Regions from separate parts of the Mus musculus genome. Here region 1 is linked to region 2. The links are chromatin loops, found by intact Hi-C in ENCODE. Cell type or tissue: heart. All regions are shown on one strand.

Region 1 (8,000 bases), 76 kb after region 2:
GGAGGTGACCACATCACACCTGAGTCAGTGTCCTGCTGGCGCACAACCAGATTTGCCCATTATCCAGAGAGGCTTCGTAGTCTAAGAAAAGGAGATTCTCCCCCAGGGCCTGGGAATGTAAAACTGGCCATGATCATCGGAATTTCTCCGTGCTCCCAATTTCTTCACTCTACAGAGGGAACTCTCATATGCCTCTGAGCACAGTGGGGCTATTTTTACGCTATTCTGATGAGTTCATCTGAGACCTAGCCTTGCATTGGCCAACCAGAAGGCATTTATTCACCGATGAAACCTGTGTGCTGGCCTCCATTGATGTAAGTCACGGCCATGGACGGTTCAGGCTCAGTCCCAGCTGTGGGAGAATATTCTAGATCACTGAAGAGAACACAAGGGTGGTTTGTCTCTTCAGACAGGACTACGGTAGATGGGTTACCGTGTTCTCATTGGTCTTGTGATGATGTTAATACACTGAGGCAGTTACCTCAGACCATGAATGGCTCCTGCCCATCCATTCTTACTTCTGCCTATTCTCAACCTGCCCACTGCCTCTGTCTTCTCCTTGGAAAACATGGCCCCATGCCAGGGGCCTCCTGCTCTGATGTAGTTCTTCAGAAGAGCAGACTTAACTCTTGAAACTGAATCAGGCTTTGAGGGGGGAGGGAGATAAAAATGACCTTGTCAGAGCCAGTACCCCTCTTCCTGAAGTATTAGAAATGTTCCCCAGGGCCTCTCTTTCTTATTCCAAGCCATGACCCAACATCCCCCCGGCCCCCGGCCCCAACCACACACTAATTTCAGCTTGTACAACCTTTCCTTTAAGAAAAACAAGGCATAACCATTGTAGTTCTCCCTTGGCCAATGGCCAGGCTGTGAAGGGCTAGAGCCAAGACACTAACGGATACACCCGGAGAGGCCAAGGGCAGAGGGCAGAAGAGTCTGGACAGACTTTTGTCGGAGGCCAGCCTGAAAGGCCTTGCGGAGAATCTGTGCTTAAGACCAACACCTCCAGTCTGAATAGCACGCACGCCAAGGCCCCTCAGAACCTCGTATGGAACATGCCTGTGACATTAATTAATGCCAGGCAAACTGCAAGAGCAGAGTTGGAAACCTAAAAATAGAGCTTTTGCCAACTGACTCATCTCTGACTGCACAGGATCCAGAGCTTCTCGCAGCTCCTTCTTTTCATGTGCGGTATATTATGCTCTCTCTCTCTCTCTCTCTCTTCCTCAGTTTCTCTCTTTTTCTCCCTCACTTCCTATCTCCCTTTCTCCCCCCTCTCCCTTTCCATAGTAGCCCCCTCTCTCTCCTCTTTCTCCCCATCTTTGTTACTCTCCTCTTCTTTGCGTTGGGAGGTCTCACTTCCGGAAGTGATGGTCCCACTCAGCTACCCTCCGACCCATAAACATGCTTAATAAGCAAGGAAGTCATTGCTTTTCCTGGCTCCCATGGTCCTAAATCCTGTCATTTGTACTTCATATTTTCCATGCGGATACCCCTGCCCGTTACATCACATACAACTCTATAGCTTCGTTTCCGATTACAGTCCCATCTATTTTAAACTTTGTTGATTTCTACAAGGAAGGAAGCCTATTTCATACAGATTAGCTGGACAGCTGGATCTGATTGCTCCTGATTACCCGGCTTGGGGCCACTAGGGAAAGAGGTTTCCCAAAGCCCCTTGGATGGAAGACCATTCCATATGGCCCCCAAAGTGTGGGTCACTGCTCACTCCAGGGAGGAAGGGCCGGCAGCCTTTGTCGGAAATCAACAGGTCAAGGCGAAGGCAGGCTCACACATTGCTCCACACCTCAGGGCTTGGAGACTGTGCTGGAAGATGGGGGGATGGGGGTGGGGCCCAGAAACCCCTGGATTCCAGAGCTCTTGTGTGCCCCTGAGTGGGGGGTTGTGTCAGAAACAACTGCGTGTGTTGGAAAGAGGCATCCATCATGCTTGGGAGACAAGAGACCAGGCATAAACATCAGAGCCCTTCCTTCACCTGGCCTTGCACCCCAGACCTCCAGGTGCATAAAGAAATCACAAAGTCCTCTCTCACCTTTCAGTGGTCAGTCCACAGGCAGGGGGGGGGGGCTGCCGCGCTCTCCTGAAAGCTGGTGGATCCGATGAGGCAGGAGCATTCTGCCTGCTCGTCCCATCTCTGCTCTCTCTTTGTGCCTCCTCTAGAGAAAACCCGAGTGCTGGAGATTTAAAAAAAGGATGGTGTGTGTGTGTGGAGGGTGGTGGGAGTCGGGGGTGCCGAGGCGGTGGGGGGTAGCAGAGGGACACGGGGTGGGAGTGGGGGTTAGTAAGCAGCCTGCCCTGGTGTGGGTTCGGGGTAATGGCCGACACAGGGGAGATGGCTTGCCTGCCGGAGCTCAGCACCACGGCAGCCTTGTGTGGGCGGCGGCAGCTCACGGCTGGGTTTCAAACCGTTACACTGAACATTTGCAAACAGATAAAAAAAAAAAAAAAAAAAAAAACAAACCCATTGGGCACAAATGGAAACTTCTGCTTTCCTTCTTTCCACAATCTTTCTCCTTCTCCTCTGCTTTAGGGTTTCCCTGGAGGAAGGTCAGGGTGGTTGCTGGCCCCTCAGACCTACCAGACCCCATCTCTTCCAACCATTCCAGCCCCACTGTGTATAGACAGGAGGCAATGTGCAAGATGTTCATCAAGCCTTCGGGTCCACTGGTTAAGCAACACTCTCTCCCCTAAGGTCTCTCTCAAAACCCAGACACTGGAAGCCATCCAACTGAAAGGGGTCTTGGATTTCCATATTGGAAGGTGTGTGGTTCTTCTTGGTTTCAAAACTACCTTAGAACAAGCCAGCGAGAAGCTGGATGAGAAATGCTGTCTTTGCAAGGTGACACTCTTTCCAAAGGACGTCCTGTGAACAGTGGGAAGAGGTAGTGTTGGAAATGAAATGGATTCCGTGTTCAAACAACTTTGAGAAAGGTCATGTGACATTGTGCCCAGGAGTAATCCTAGCTCTCAGCAGGTGAAGGCTCTGAAAAGTCCTGCAATAAAGAAGCTTGTTTTACTCTGTCTGGACATTTCCAGAACGTGTAAGACCTTAGATGAGAGGTCAAGGGCAAATGAGGCGCTCAGGGTTCACCAGTTTGATTAACTTGAGACGACATCTCTGTCACACACAAGAGCAAAACATGAATGACTAATTTCTAACAAAGCTTCTAACACATCCCATCTCCCTTCTAGGTGGGTTTGTTTCTACAACTCAGAGGCCACGGGAGGCAGAAAGGTGCTCTCAGGTATACTGCCACCTCCCAGGGTCTCCCTGTGACAAAGCTGGGGGACGTACTATCATAACCTGCCCTCCAAGAAGGCAGAAGCTCAGAACCCCAAAGCACAAATCCTAGTGAGGTGACTCTAGATGACAGAGGCATGCATGCTGCAGTGACGATGAGAGAAGAAAGAAGGCGGAGACGTTGGAGCAGCAAGAGAAGAGAGGAAAGAACAGGACAGACAGCCTGTGAGCCAGAGGATGTCCGAAGCCATTAGTACAAATAGAGCATCCTATTAGTTACTTCCTATTGCCGTGATAAACACCAACAGAAGCAGCTCGAGAAGGGAAGGTTTTACAGATCATAGTCTGCCGTGAAGGGGAGAGAGGGCATGAACTCAAGGAAGGAAGCTGGAGGCAGGAGCGGAGGCACAGACCATCTGGGAGCACTGTTTATCAGATTGCTCCCCATGTTTTGATTGTTACAGCTAGGGGCCAAGACTACAGACAAGGGCTGCTAATGAGTGTCCTTCAGGGCAGGTGATAGTCCCACAAAGAGGATCCGATCCCTAATACCACCATGGCTGAGTGGGTTCCCTTGTGGGGTGCAGATGAGAAAGACATGGCAATTCTTGGCACACTGGAAGGCAACCATGATGTCTGAGTTCATTCTGACAGCTTTTACTCACCCCGGGGGACAGGATGGAAAAGGCTGGAGAATAAAATCTCCCTGTTTCAGACCCAAAGGAAAGAGAGCCAGCCTTCCTGGTAAACAGTCTAAATTACAGGATTACAAATGAAGGAAGGAAGGGAGGGAGGGAGGGAGGGAGGGAGGGAGGGAGGGAGGGAGGGAGGGAGGGAAAGGAAAGAAAACCTTGCCTCATCTTGCTTAAGTACCTCCGACAGGTTGAACCCTGTGAGCAGAGTGAATCGGTATAGAAAAGCTTAAAAAGGCTTAAAAAAACCTTGCGAGCACTTCAGCAGATAATCGCTCATAATTAGAGCATTTTCTAGACTCCATTAAAAAAGACTTTAAACAAAGCTGAAAACTATTTGTTGACCTTCACTCTGAAGGAGGCGAACGGTCATGTCGACAACACTAGCACGCTAGGCCTGATTGGGTATTTTCTTTTAAGGCAAGAGCTAGCAGGACTCACAGCAGCGCTTGGCACGTGGCACGTGGCAATTATTAACAGCCAATCAGAGGAGACTGTGAGGCCTCAGCGCAGACTGACATCCTGGTTACTGCACACTTTCTGTGCTCTGGCCTCCCACGCCCGTAGGACCTCCAACTCAGGAATCAGGCCTGAAAACGTAGCGGAAAAAAGCAAGAGTTACGTACCCTGTAGAGTTAGGTAGGCCTAGGTCAACAAGGCACAGACAAATCCACCTGGGGCACAAGGATGAAAGAACAAACGTGTGAGGGAACCTGGAAAGGGAATTTTGGAGGAAGTGTGGGTGGCCAAGTTCCCAGCGTGGCCTCAGAACAGAGCTACACAGCCTTCAGGTGTTGTTGGAGATCCTGAGCCAGCCCGTGAGCCCCACTGCCATGTAGCTTTCTCTAGTACGTGTGTGTTCCTGTATGGAACACGGGACAAGTGTTGGGTGAGCAGTTAGTCTCCTGAATTGTGCTTTGCTAGACCCTAGGAATAAAATTCCAAAACAGTTACAATTCGTCGGGATGAACAAAGTCAAAAAAATAAAAATAAAATAAAATAAAGAATCCAGAAGAGATCCAAGTCGGCCATTAGTTGGCTGAAAATTGCAAATTCCAGCACGCTACCTGAGGAAGGAAACGGGCTAGTAACTGACTAGGGAACTATGAGAGTTCAGAGGTTAAAGGCCTCTCCAGCAAGCATGAACACCTGTGTTAGAGCCTCAACTGTGATAGTGTGCTGGCCACCCCAGACTTGAAAAAGTGGACACAGAAAGATCAGATGAATTCCCGGCTTACTCAGCAGCCAGTCCAGTCTAATCCATGAGTCACAGGCCAGTGAGAGACCCTGACCCCAAAGAAGTGGACGGTGCCAACATCAGAAGTTGACCTCTGATCTCCCTCCCACACACTGCCACACATGCACTTACATACACAAATATGAACAGACACAGAAATAAAGAATTTAAAACCTGCAATTGCAGTAGAGGAGTCTTATTAAAATCCAGCATTCAGAGTCCCTCTTTGAGACTCTGACCCTGAGCCTTTTTCTCTGTGTTGAAGAGCACAGGAAAGGGCCAGGTCTTAACCAAGATCACTGGTCAGGGGTGTTTCTCTGTCCTGTGATGTTCTGTTCTTTAGGGCAAGGTTCTGTGCACTCTAAGATCACCTTAGCCCTCAGCCTTCTTTCCTTCCTTCCTCCTTTCTTTCTTTCTCTCTTTCTTTTTTGTTTTGTTTTTTGTTTTTTGTTTTTCGAGACAAGGTTTCTCTGTGTAGCCCTGGCTGTCCTGGAACTCACTTTGTAGACCAGGCTGGCCTCGAACTCAGAAATCCGCCTGCCTCTGCCTCCCAAGTGCTGGGATCAAAGGCGTGCGCCACCACTGCCCGGCTTCAGCCTTCTGTAGATCATAAGTGAAGGAGTCACCTTCTCAGTCTGGAGGACTGTCAGGGAGGACCACGGCATAGTCAACTCTCAGAGACCGCTGAGATTACTCAGGACCTGGGACAGCACCAAGGCTGGCTAGGCTGGCTCCTTTCTTTCCCAGCTTCTGTCTAGACCCAAGGACTATCAGCTTCCCACCATAGGAGTCTGCCATTCTTTCCATAGGAGGGAAATGCTTTCTGCATGCCCTGGACACTCTTAGCCCCGACTCATCGTGGCTCTCACCAGATTCCCACTGCCAGCTGTTGCCCCTTGTCTTAGGGTTTTGCTCTTGTGAACAGACACCATGATCAAGACATCACATTCCATTCCCTGGCCTCCATAGGCTTGTTCAAACACATGACACTATAGGGGCCATACCTAAACATAGCATAATAAAAAAGTACACTTAGTCCAACTTCTAAAGTACCCATAGTCTATAGCAGTCTCAAAATGTTAAAAGTCCAAAATTCATGGTCTCTTCCGAGATTCATCCAATCACTTAACTGTAACCCCAAGGTAAGACAGAAAACCAGCTGGGTACACTCCAAACTGTGCATCTTCATGTCTGATGTCAAAGTGGTCTTCAGATCTCCACTACTTTTTTGTCTTTGTTGACTACAACAAACTGCTTTCTTCAGGACTGTTTCTACTCCCTGTTAGCAGCTTTTCTCAGCAGGTATCCAAAGACTCTGTCATCTTTAATATCGTTGAGGCACCAAGGCAACTTCAACGTTACAGCTTCTTGTTCCAATGTCTGGGATCCACACATGATATTCCAGGCTCCTCCAAAGGACTTGCAAACTCCTCTCCACTTCTGCCCGCTGTAGCACTCTAAGTTCAGGTTGTTCAGTCCACCGAAGCTGCTGCTCTTGGTGATCATTCCACGGCACTGGCATCTCCAATACACTGGGTCTGCTGTAACTAGGCTTCACCAATAGCCTCTCATAGGTTCTCTTCATGGTGCCAAGTCTCAACTTCTTTGCATGACTCCTTCAGTCCTGGGCCATCAACTGCAAATGAGGCTGCATTTTCACCAATGGCTTTCTCTGACCTTTCAAAGTGCCAAACCTCAGCTGCTCTCCATGTCCCCTTTTTGCCTTCAAAACTAGTACTACTTGGGTGACTCTTACACATTACTAAGTACAGCTACATCACAAGGTAGAACCTTGGCTGTCTGTGGAGCACAGCATCTTTGTGCTCTCAGAAAACACTTCTCAGAAGATTTCACCTCAATGATGCTGGTCTCTTCTTAATCACCACTAATTAACTCCAGCTAAGCAGCATCAACTAACCCAATAGTCCCTTCTATTATTCACTCTAAAGCCAGAGCCACGTGGCCAAAACTGCTAAGTTTCCCCGTGTTTTATTACATTATCACTAGCTTTCTATTTTCCAAATCCTGCACTGTCTAATCTTGGCTGTCTTGTATCTTGTTCTGTAGATTGACCTTGAATTTGGGGATCTGGATGCCTGCTTACTGGGATTAAAGGTGCGTACCACTCCTCCAGACTTAAGCTTTTCTTTACCTAGAATTTTCTCTGTTTCAGTCTGGCCTTGAACTCAGAGATCTGCTTGTCTCCTCAGATTAAAGGTATGTACCACCATGCCTGGACCTAAACTTAGCTAGATGGGATCTTGCACCAAAGTTCCACTCCCTTAATTTGATATCTTCTAGAACATAGGATTCAGCTCTAATCTACTTCCTGGTGCCCCTTTAATTGACCCCTTGAACATATATTGTGTATTTTTTTTCCTTTCTCAACTTGCTCCTTTTCATTAAAATGCTCTTCATAAGTGTGAACTTTAGTAACAACACAACAGAATTTACACCAGGCTGTTTTTAGATTTCCTTTTTCAAAGCAATTAATCTAAATCCTTCACCTTAGCCTCAGGCAGACTCTTCAGACAAGAGCAAAAAGCAGCTACATTCATCACTAAAACACCACAAAAACAGTCTCTAGGCCACATACTGAAATTGTTTTCCACTGAAACCTCTTGGGTCCAATCAGCACAGTTCAAATCACTCACAGCAACAAATTCCATGTTCCTTCTAGAATAGCCCATTAAGCCTCACTTAAGCCATTCCAGTGTTTTCCAAATCCAAAGTCCCCAAATCTACATTCTTCCAAACAAAAACATGGTCAGGCCTATCACAGCAATACCCTAGTTCCTGGTACCAACTT
Region 2 (8,000 bases):
TTCCTCTGGCTTCCCATTCTGCTGTGCTCGCGGCCATCAATTCCCTCCTTATCGAACTCCTCAGACGACTGCAAGGCAGATCCTCAAATGGAGAGGTGGGATGAGGAGCAAGGAAGAAGGATGTGCGTGTGTGCGAGAGCTTCTGGGAGCTCAAGCTGTTGAAACCAACTCCAGTCTTGCTAACCCAGCTGCGGAAAAGGCATCGATTGACAGGAAAAGTCAACACAAAACCAAACAAAAGAGAAAGCCAAACTTGCCCTTCAGAGAAGTTTCCAGAACATGTCAGACAGGGCTCATTCTGAGCTTCAAAATGCAGTTACTTAGAATGGACTAAGAGGATTTCTCTCTCTCTCTCTCTCTCTCTCTCTCTCTCTCTCTCTCTCTCTCCCTCTCTCTTTTAGTTTTTTTTTTAAATTATGCATTGTATTTATAATGAGTCACTTCAATTAATTAAAATTAAGTACAACAGAACACAACAGATAAAAATTAATAGCAGAAAATGAAGAGCCTCCTCTGCCACTTAGGAACAGCAGCGTCGTGTGCTAGCATGACAGAGTGAAAGCAGAGGGTAGAAACCACGCATGGAAACCCAGCAGAACCCAGAAGCAACTGTAAAAGGAGAACAATCGCTTCCAGATGAAAACATATACCACCTTTCTCACTTGAGCCATGAACGTGTGAGCTTGTGAGAGTCAAAAGCATAGTCTATTTAACCCACTTTAGCAGAGGTAGATGCAGACATGTCTTTGGTTCTCTATGGTCTCCACTGCAACGTTCAACGTTTTAGGATACAAGGAAGACACAACGGGATTTTAGATTGCCCTTTCAGAAACAATGGGTAAAGCCTGGTGGGTGGCAACTATGATGCAGGAGGAGTTCCGTACGTTTGAGGCAGCCTGGGCTATGTAGCCAGATCTTTCGTGGAGAGAGAAAACAGGAAAGGTACGATTAGAAGCCACAACAGCTCCCCAGGAAATAGCTAGTGGACAAAGTAGGAATGCCCGTGTGTTCTGCTAAAGCAACAGGGTGCTATACTGGAGTCCACCACTAGAGGCATCAGAACACCAGGCTCTACCGTCAGAAGGGCAGGAAGAAGCCTAGGCTGGGTCAGGGCAAGGGGGTTTGGGAGATACGGGATACCCAGAAATTCCATCTTGGGAAAGATGCCCCCAAATCACAAATGTAACTTTGGATGCAAGTGACAAACTCGAAATGGACCCGGTTCAGTGAGAAGCTGGGAAGAAAGGACACATACCTATCAGGAGGGGACGGGTACAGACCTTTCTGGGATAAGAATAGAAAGCCCACCTCCCCCAAGTGCCACCACATTCCCCACGGGACTTCTAGGGAGTTGGGGGTGTGGAGAAGCAGCTGTCTTCCTATAGTCTCCAGGACCAGAAGGGAGAAAGAAAAGGAATTTTCCCCTCAAATCCAACCGGTGAGTCCCAAAAGAGGATACAGACAAACTGCGTTTGGCATTTGGCTCTCCTAAGCCAGATGCTGAATGTGTGGGTGTTAGATGACAAAGAGAAACGGCAGTGAGCCCCCCCCCCCTTAATAAAGATCTCTGACAGTAGTGTGTGTGTGTGTGTGTGTGAGAGAGAGAGAGAGACAGAGAGAGAGACAGAGAGAGAGAGAGACAGAGAGAGAGAGACAGAGACAGAGACAGAGAGAGAGAGAGAGAGAGAGAGAGAGAGAGAGAGAGTTTGAATTACCATCATGTAAACACTGGAAGATCTATTTACTGTCAAATTCTAGATTTTTCTCATAGAGACCAGAGCTGGCTTTCTCCCTGTATAGGAGCTAAGATTACCCGGATGATAGTTTGGTTTTTGCATTTGTTTTGTTTTGTTTTGTTTTGTTTTGTTTTGTTTTGTTTTGTTGGGTTTTGTCCTTCCTTCCTTCCTTCCTTCCTTCCTTCCTTCCTTCCTTCCTTCCTTCCTTCCTTCCTCCCTCCCTCCCTCCCTCCCTCCCTCTTTCTTTCTCTCTCAGTTCTGAAGCAAAGCTCAGTCCTTAGCAGCAGGACTCAGGTGTGAGGGACCAGAGAATCTGAGTGCCGCATGCTACTGCCTCTTCTGGGCAGGCTGCAGCGCCCGCTCCTCTGTCTCTGATTTACATTTGTTTTTCTGAACGGCTTTTTTTTTCTTTTTCTTTTTCTTTCTTTCTTTCCTTCCATGTGCTTCCTAAAAACACGGTTCTGAGGGAGAGCTGGGGTGTTTTGAAGTTGGGAGGGTGGTTGCTGACCATATCCACGTTCCTTCTCACAGGGACCCTCACCCCATCCCCCGGTCTTCTCTTTTCCCATCTCTCACCCTGCTCTCTGCAATGCTCAGCTTCTCTGGGTCTCAGCCTCCTACGAGGCCCCTGCCTATACTCCTGTCCTTATTCCTCTGGGGGTCATCATTCTTCCTTCAGTACATCTGGGTGGCATTTACGTGAAAGCAGCAAAAAGGAACAAACAAGCAAGGGTCGCCTGCGTGCTCAGACTGTAAGCTTCGCCTGCTCTGCAGGGGTCCAGCCGAGGCTGGCAGTACAAACCCTGCTGGCGATTAGCCTGCTCCTGGTTTAGCCATTTGAACTTCAAAAAATATAAACTAAGACCCAGCAAGGTGTCCGGGTTCGGAGCAGACCCGGGGTGCAGTGGAGGGGGTCCAATCACCCGCCGGGGATCAGGTCCTGCCAGGTCCTGGGCAGCCTGCAGCTCCTGCTGCAGTCGGCGCTGGCTATTCCTCGCAGGCAGCTGTAGGGGGCGCCGTTGAAGCTTGGTAGACGATTTTCCAGCAAATACAGAGTCATGCTTCGCTTTTTTTTTTTTCCCCCGGATAATAAATCCACAGAGCTTGTTTTTAACCCCCACCAGAGGTTAAAGTAGTTTCATAAAAAGTTTTTGGTAAATTCATGGGTAACTTTTTGAGGTTATGTGAGGTTGTTGTCAAAAAAATAAAAAGAAAGGGAAAGAGAAAAACAGCTTTTAGCTGTTGTTCCCTCTCTGCTCATGTAAGACCAGAGTCACAGGAGGGCGGATGGGAGGGGGATTGGAGCTTGGTGTTTTTCCAGAACAGTCCATGCACAGCCGCAGCTCCCTAGTCCCCCCGGAAGCCTAGCGATGGGGCTGGGGGTCGTGGGTGGCTGCGTAGGGTCTGCTCTGCACCCCAGCCTGCAGCCACCTGCCAGACAGCTGCCCCCGAGTTCCTGCCGGCGCCGGGGATGCAGTGCTGCAGTCTTCTCGATTTTTCTACAGCTCCCAGCCCGCAGACCCCTGCCCAAAGCGAGTCAGGGTGTAGAGAGAGCTGGTCGGGGGTCTTTGCATGCATTTCCCGAGTGGCAGTCAGAGTAGGGGTTAAACGGATTAAGAAGTTTATCCAATTGATAGGGAAGGAGACTGGAGGAGGCAGAGGGAAACAGCGCAGTTAAGGGAGGGGGCGTCGCACATTAACTATGATTCAGAGACTCAAATGCACCGAGTTCGTTTTTCATCTGCCTTTAGCTAGAAGAGAAAAATAAGGAAATTATAGAAAATTGAGACGCTAACATCCCTAAGAGCACTGTGCGCCCGGGGGTGCTTTAATGAACACTTAATAATTTCAAATGTTCGTGCTCAGAGGTGGCTTTGTCCGTCTCCAGCATGTCAGGTGCCTCGTAGCCATCAAAAGCTAATGCCTTTGGGCTGGGACAAAAAAAACAAAAAACAAAACAAAACTGAAAGTTAAAAACAAACAAACAAACAACATTTTAAGAGTTTTAGCAGAGAGGGGGCTATCTAGGAACCTATCTTTTCATCCACTATGAACTTGGGCACGACTCCCTGCCAGTGAGGATGGGGAGGTGGGTAACCTTGGCAGCCACCTCTGACCCCAAAGGCCATATCGAAACTCAGGTGAGGAAAAACATTTGGCGGAAACCCTCAAATGCGGAAGCAGGAAGCTGCTTGTTGTTGGAGCTGATTCTCTGAGCTCCCTGCCAGCATCCAAGGTTGAGGTGAAGGCCAACAGGAGAGGGGAACCTTGTCTGGAGGTTGGGGACCTTAAGCAGAGCACCAGTGACTTTTTGAGCTCCCTCTGGAACATCCATCAGAGATGTACATGAAGCATAAATACCCTAGCCTTCTCTGTGTCGCACTAGGGACCCAGTCCCTGGCAGCGGAATGAGACTCCACAACTTCTGGCTCACTCCTGTGGCCTAAAGACATCTTCTCTAGATGTGGGGTGAAAACGGTAGCGCCCCCTACTGTTTGCTACCCTGGTCACACGCTACAGAGTACTGTCATTTTGTAACAGCTCTCTGCCAAGACCTCGCTCCCTGTTGGACCTAGAGGATCCTGTGATGTGGGCCTCTCAGCAACGCCCCCCTCCCCTTGGAATGAGTCAGGACTTTCTAGACAGAAGCCAGATTAGACACTAGCCATACTCCATTTTACAGATGAAGGCCTGGGGCAAAAAGAGACAGATGTCCCTCGACTTAAAAACAAATGAATTCTAAGTCCACAAATGAAATTACTGGTTTCTATAACACCCCCGCTTCACAGGAAGCTGGGAGACCGAGGACAGCGGCTTCAGCGTCTCAGGTGCGCTGAGTCCAAGGCAAAGCAGAGCGTGAGAGCAGATGCTATGGCAAAAACAACTTCCATCAAAACAACCTTGCTCTCAGCTCCCAGCCAGATGTGGACACCTAACCCCTCTTGATGCAAAGGGATTAGGAAAAGGTTAGGCAGGTGGCAAAGGGCCATTAGCATCAGAATCAAACCTTTCCCATGACATCATTAGGGGGCTTAAAGGACTGAACAGCAAAGCCCCTTCTCCTTGGGATTCTGTCACCTAAGGTTGGTGGCGGATCACCTGTCTCCTCCAGAAGACTCGCTGTTTCGGACATTTTGTGTCTCAGATTTCTGCTAACACCTTAGTTAGAATTAATCCTAAAGGTTCTAACCAAAAGGGTCAATTGGGAATTGAGGGGTGTGGTGGTGGGGTGGATGAGAGGGAGGGGCCAATGGGGTGAGAGCGATGTTGAGGGCTCACAGCTCACCCTACCCTATTTTCTACTCTCATTTGGTTGCCCGGCCTAGCATTTCACAAGAGAAATTTCTAGAACAAAATTCAGGCTTCATTTGTAGTTCCCCTGGGAAGGGTGGTTTGCGGAAAGGCTTTCTTTCAGAAAGAGACGCATCCTCAAGATCTGGCCCCCTCCCGTCTCCATGAATACCTGCTTGTTCTTTTCAAGTAGCCCCATCTCCACTGACCTGGTCATTAGCACCGGTGGCACTTTTGCCTTTTCGATTTCTGGGGGTCGGGGTGGGGGAGTTCAAACTTCTGAACTGGTTATGGTATGGGACTCGGTAGGTAGAGCACCTGCCTGGCACGCACAAAGCCCTGGGTTCAATCCCAAGCACAGCACAAACACAGCATGATGGTTCATTCTGCATGTGGAAACAGGAAGATCAGAGGTTCAAAGTCGTCCTGGCATATGTAGGAAGTTCAAGGCCTGTCTGGGTTACATGAGACCCTTACTTGGAGACAAACGGGAGGAGACACAGAGACAGAGAAGAGAGCCAGCATGCAAGTTACTCCAGTAAACAAGACTCTTTTAGTGGTTGCTAAGGAAACACTTAGGATTTAGATAAACAAGTAAATAGTTAAGTGCTATGCATCTTCACTGACTGTTGTAGCATGTATAGTTTTTTTTTTTTTTTTAATCTTTTATGATTCAAGGAGGGAAGCAAGGCGGCTGGAGATACCCAGCAGCTATCCCCCACCGCCCTCCCTCCCACCCTCCCTCTGCAGTGGGGGGCTGAATGGAGAGGCCATGGGGACAGGTGCGGGTGTGCTGCAGACCTCCTGTTCCTGTTTGTGTGCCTCAGCTCTCCTTGTCCCCCCCCCCCAGCCGGTCTTGTCAGGACCCCTCATTCAGAAACTGAGTCATATCAGAGAGCTCATCGTTCTGCATGCGTAATGACCTGTTTACCCGTCTCTGTGGGCTCCCCTTGCCAGACCCAACTCTCCCAAAGGACAGGGCCATAGCGTCTTCTCATTTGCCTGTCCTCTGCTCCCACACACTGCCTGGCACACAGCAGGGCCCGGTAATTGCACGAAAACCTCAGGACTCATCTCCTTTGCAAAAGTGTCATGGTCCTCTAGTCCCCGAGCACCTTGAGGAGAGCCCACGACGTCTTCTGCCTCCCCATTCCCTGCTCCCGTTCCTTCTCCCTTCTCATGGGGCATCAAGACACGCACCTGCTCATAAGATCATGATTTATTGCTTTAACCTAGGGGTGAGACACCATCTCCGAGTTTGTACGGACAGGTAGAAGCATCCTTTGTCACTTGCCTGACCCCCTCCTGTTTAGGCAGCCATCTCCCCTTTACTCTCAAGAGCTCCACGAGGCCTGGCCAGCCATACAATATCTCTGTAGCTGGATTAAAGACAGGCAGTGATCTAGACTAGGCCTGAGAGATTTAGTTTAGGGAATTGGGCTGGGGCAACTATTGGGTCACAGAAGCATGGAAGGATGGAGAGGTTCCTTGTTGCCTAGAGACAATGTAACTGAGTCCAGTAGCCATCAGTAGAAGCCATTTTTTTTCCTATATGAGATGATACCTCTTTCCCTCCTTCCTTTTCTTGCCACCCCTTCTTATTTTTTCTCAAGCAAGTATGCATGGGTGTATGTATGTGCATGTGGAAGCATGTGTGCATGCACACGTCTGGGTGCACGTGTGTGTGTGCGTGCGCGTGCACACACACACACACAAATATAGACTTTTCTCACAACAGAATCTTCCTAATATAGGTATACAATATACAGTGTTCATAATAAGACAGTGTGGTGTCAGTTGGGGACAATAAAAGCTTTAAGGGACTTCAGAGATGACCCAGTTCATAAGGGGTTCACCCTCAAGCATGAAGCCAATAAAAACAAAAACAAAAAACAAACAACCCCCCTCCAATGTTAAAGACAGAGAATGTAAGGGAACTTTCTAGTTAGTCAGCCTAGTGACCCTGTGTCCAAAAAAAAAAAAAAAAAAATACAGTGGAGAAGGCTGGAGAGACTGCTCAGTGGTTAGGGACACATACTGCTCTTATAGAGGACTGGAGTTCAGTTCCCAAATCAGGCAGCTTTCAACACCTGTAACTCCAGCTCCGGGGGATCTGAGAGCCCTCTGACCTCCTCTTCCTCCTCCTCCTTCTCCTCCTCCTCCTCCTCCTCCTCTCCCTCCTCCTCCTTCTACTCCTACACACACACACACACACACACACACTAAAATTTAAAAAGGAAGGAAGGAAGGGAGAAGACAGGGAGAGAGAGAGAGAGAGAGAGAGAGAGAGAGAGAGAGAGAGAGAGAGAGAGAGAGAGAAAGGGGTTCAGTTGGCCATGGTGTTATACAAGTTTATCCAGCACTGAGAGGGCAGAGCCAAGTAGATGCATCTCTGTGAATTCAAGGCTAGCCTGGTCTACATGGTGAGTTACAGGACAGCCAGAGCTATGCAGTGAGGCCCTCTCTCTGAAAAACAAAACAAGACAAACAAACAAAGTGGAATGTGTGTGCACCTGCACATGCTGGTACACACACACACACACACACACACACACACACACACACACACATGCACTTTTAAGAAATCTACTTTCTATGGCCACTCTTCTCATTTTATCCCAGAAGTCCCTGTTGTGGCCCTACATGCCACCCTGATCCAGAAAGGACTGAGACTGCCATGCCTAAGCTCCTGTTTATGATGAGAAATGAAGGTAGCCCCATCCCAATCTTCACTCAGAGGCTCCCATGTTGCTGTTGGCTCTCTTAGGTTCCCAGGGGTGGGCAGAGCTTCTCTGAGCTTGCTGCCAGGAGGGAGCTGACTAACACTCAGGGCTCAGCAGCCTGCAAATCAATTAATCTCTTTTGCAAATTGCTAACCGGGTTTAATGAATTGGCCAGGCACAGAGGAAGTCCTACGTGGCTCTGTGTCCTTAGCAGTGACAAGACTGTCCCTGAGCAAGGCTGAGACATCAT

The links. Hi-C counts contacts between places; a loop is a spot of excess contacts. Peaks named below come from ENCODE experiments on the same cell type or tissue, not always from the same donor. Only the 100,000 strongest peaks of a DNase experiment are listed, where the experiment ranks them.
Region 1: it touches region 2 in a loop (5-fold over the local background); 6 of 42 quality-filtered maps call a loop at or near these places.

The regions. Positions count from the first base shown.
Region 1 is chr2:174,593,055-174,601,054 of GRCm38, reverse strand. It overlaps a transcript of Zfp831 not described here. Among named protein-coding and RNA genes, the nearest start is that of Gm46781, 10 kb to the left of the region's middle. In heart, no CTCF peak of the experiment used is centred here; a DNase peak (open chromatin) is centred at 924; H3K27ac peaks cover 534 bases.
Region 2 is chr2:174,668,910-174,676,909 of GRCm38, reverse strand. All of the region lies in intron 3 of Zfp831 (zinc finger protein 831), which reads right to left. Among named protein-coding and RNA genes, the nearest start is that of Zfp831, 29 kb to the right of the region's middle. In heart, CTCF peaks have their summits at 1,043, 2,746 (motif pointing right) and 4,216 (motif pointing left); DNase peaks (open chromatin) are centred at 2,729, 3,099, 3,919, 7,869 and 1 weaker place; H3K4me3 peaks cover 2,125 bases; H3K27ac peaks cover 1,070 bases; H3K27me3 peaks cover 3,108 bases.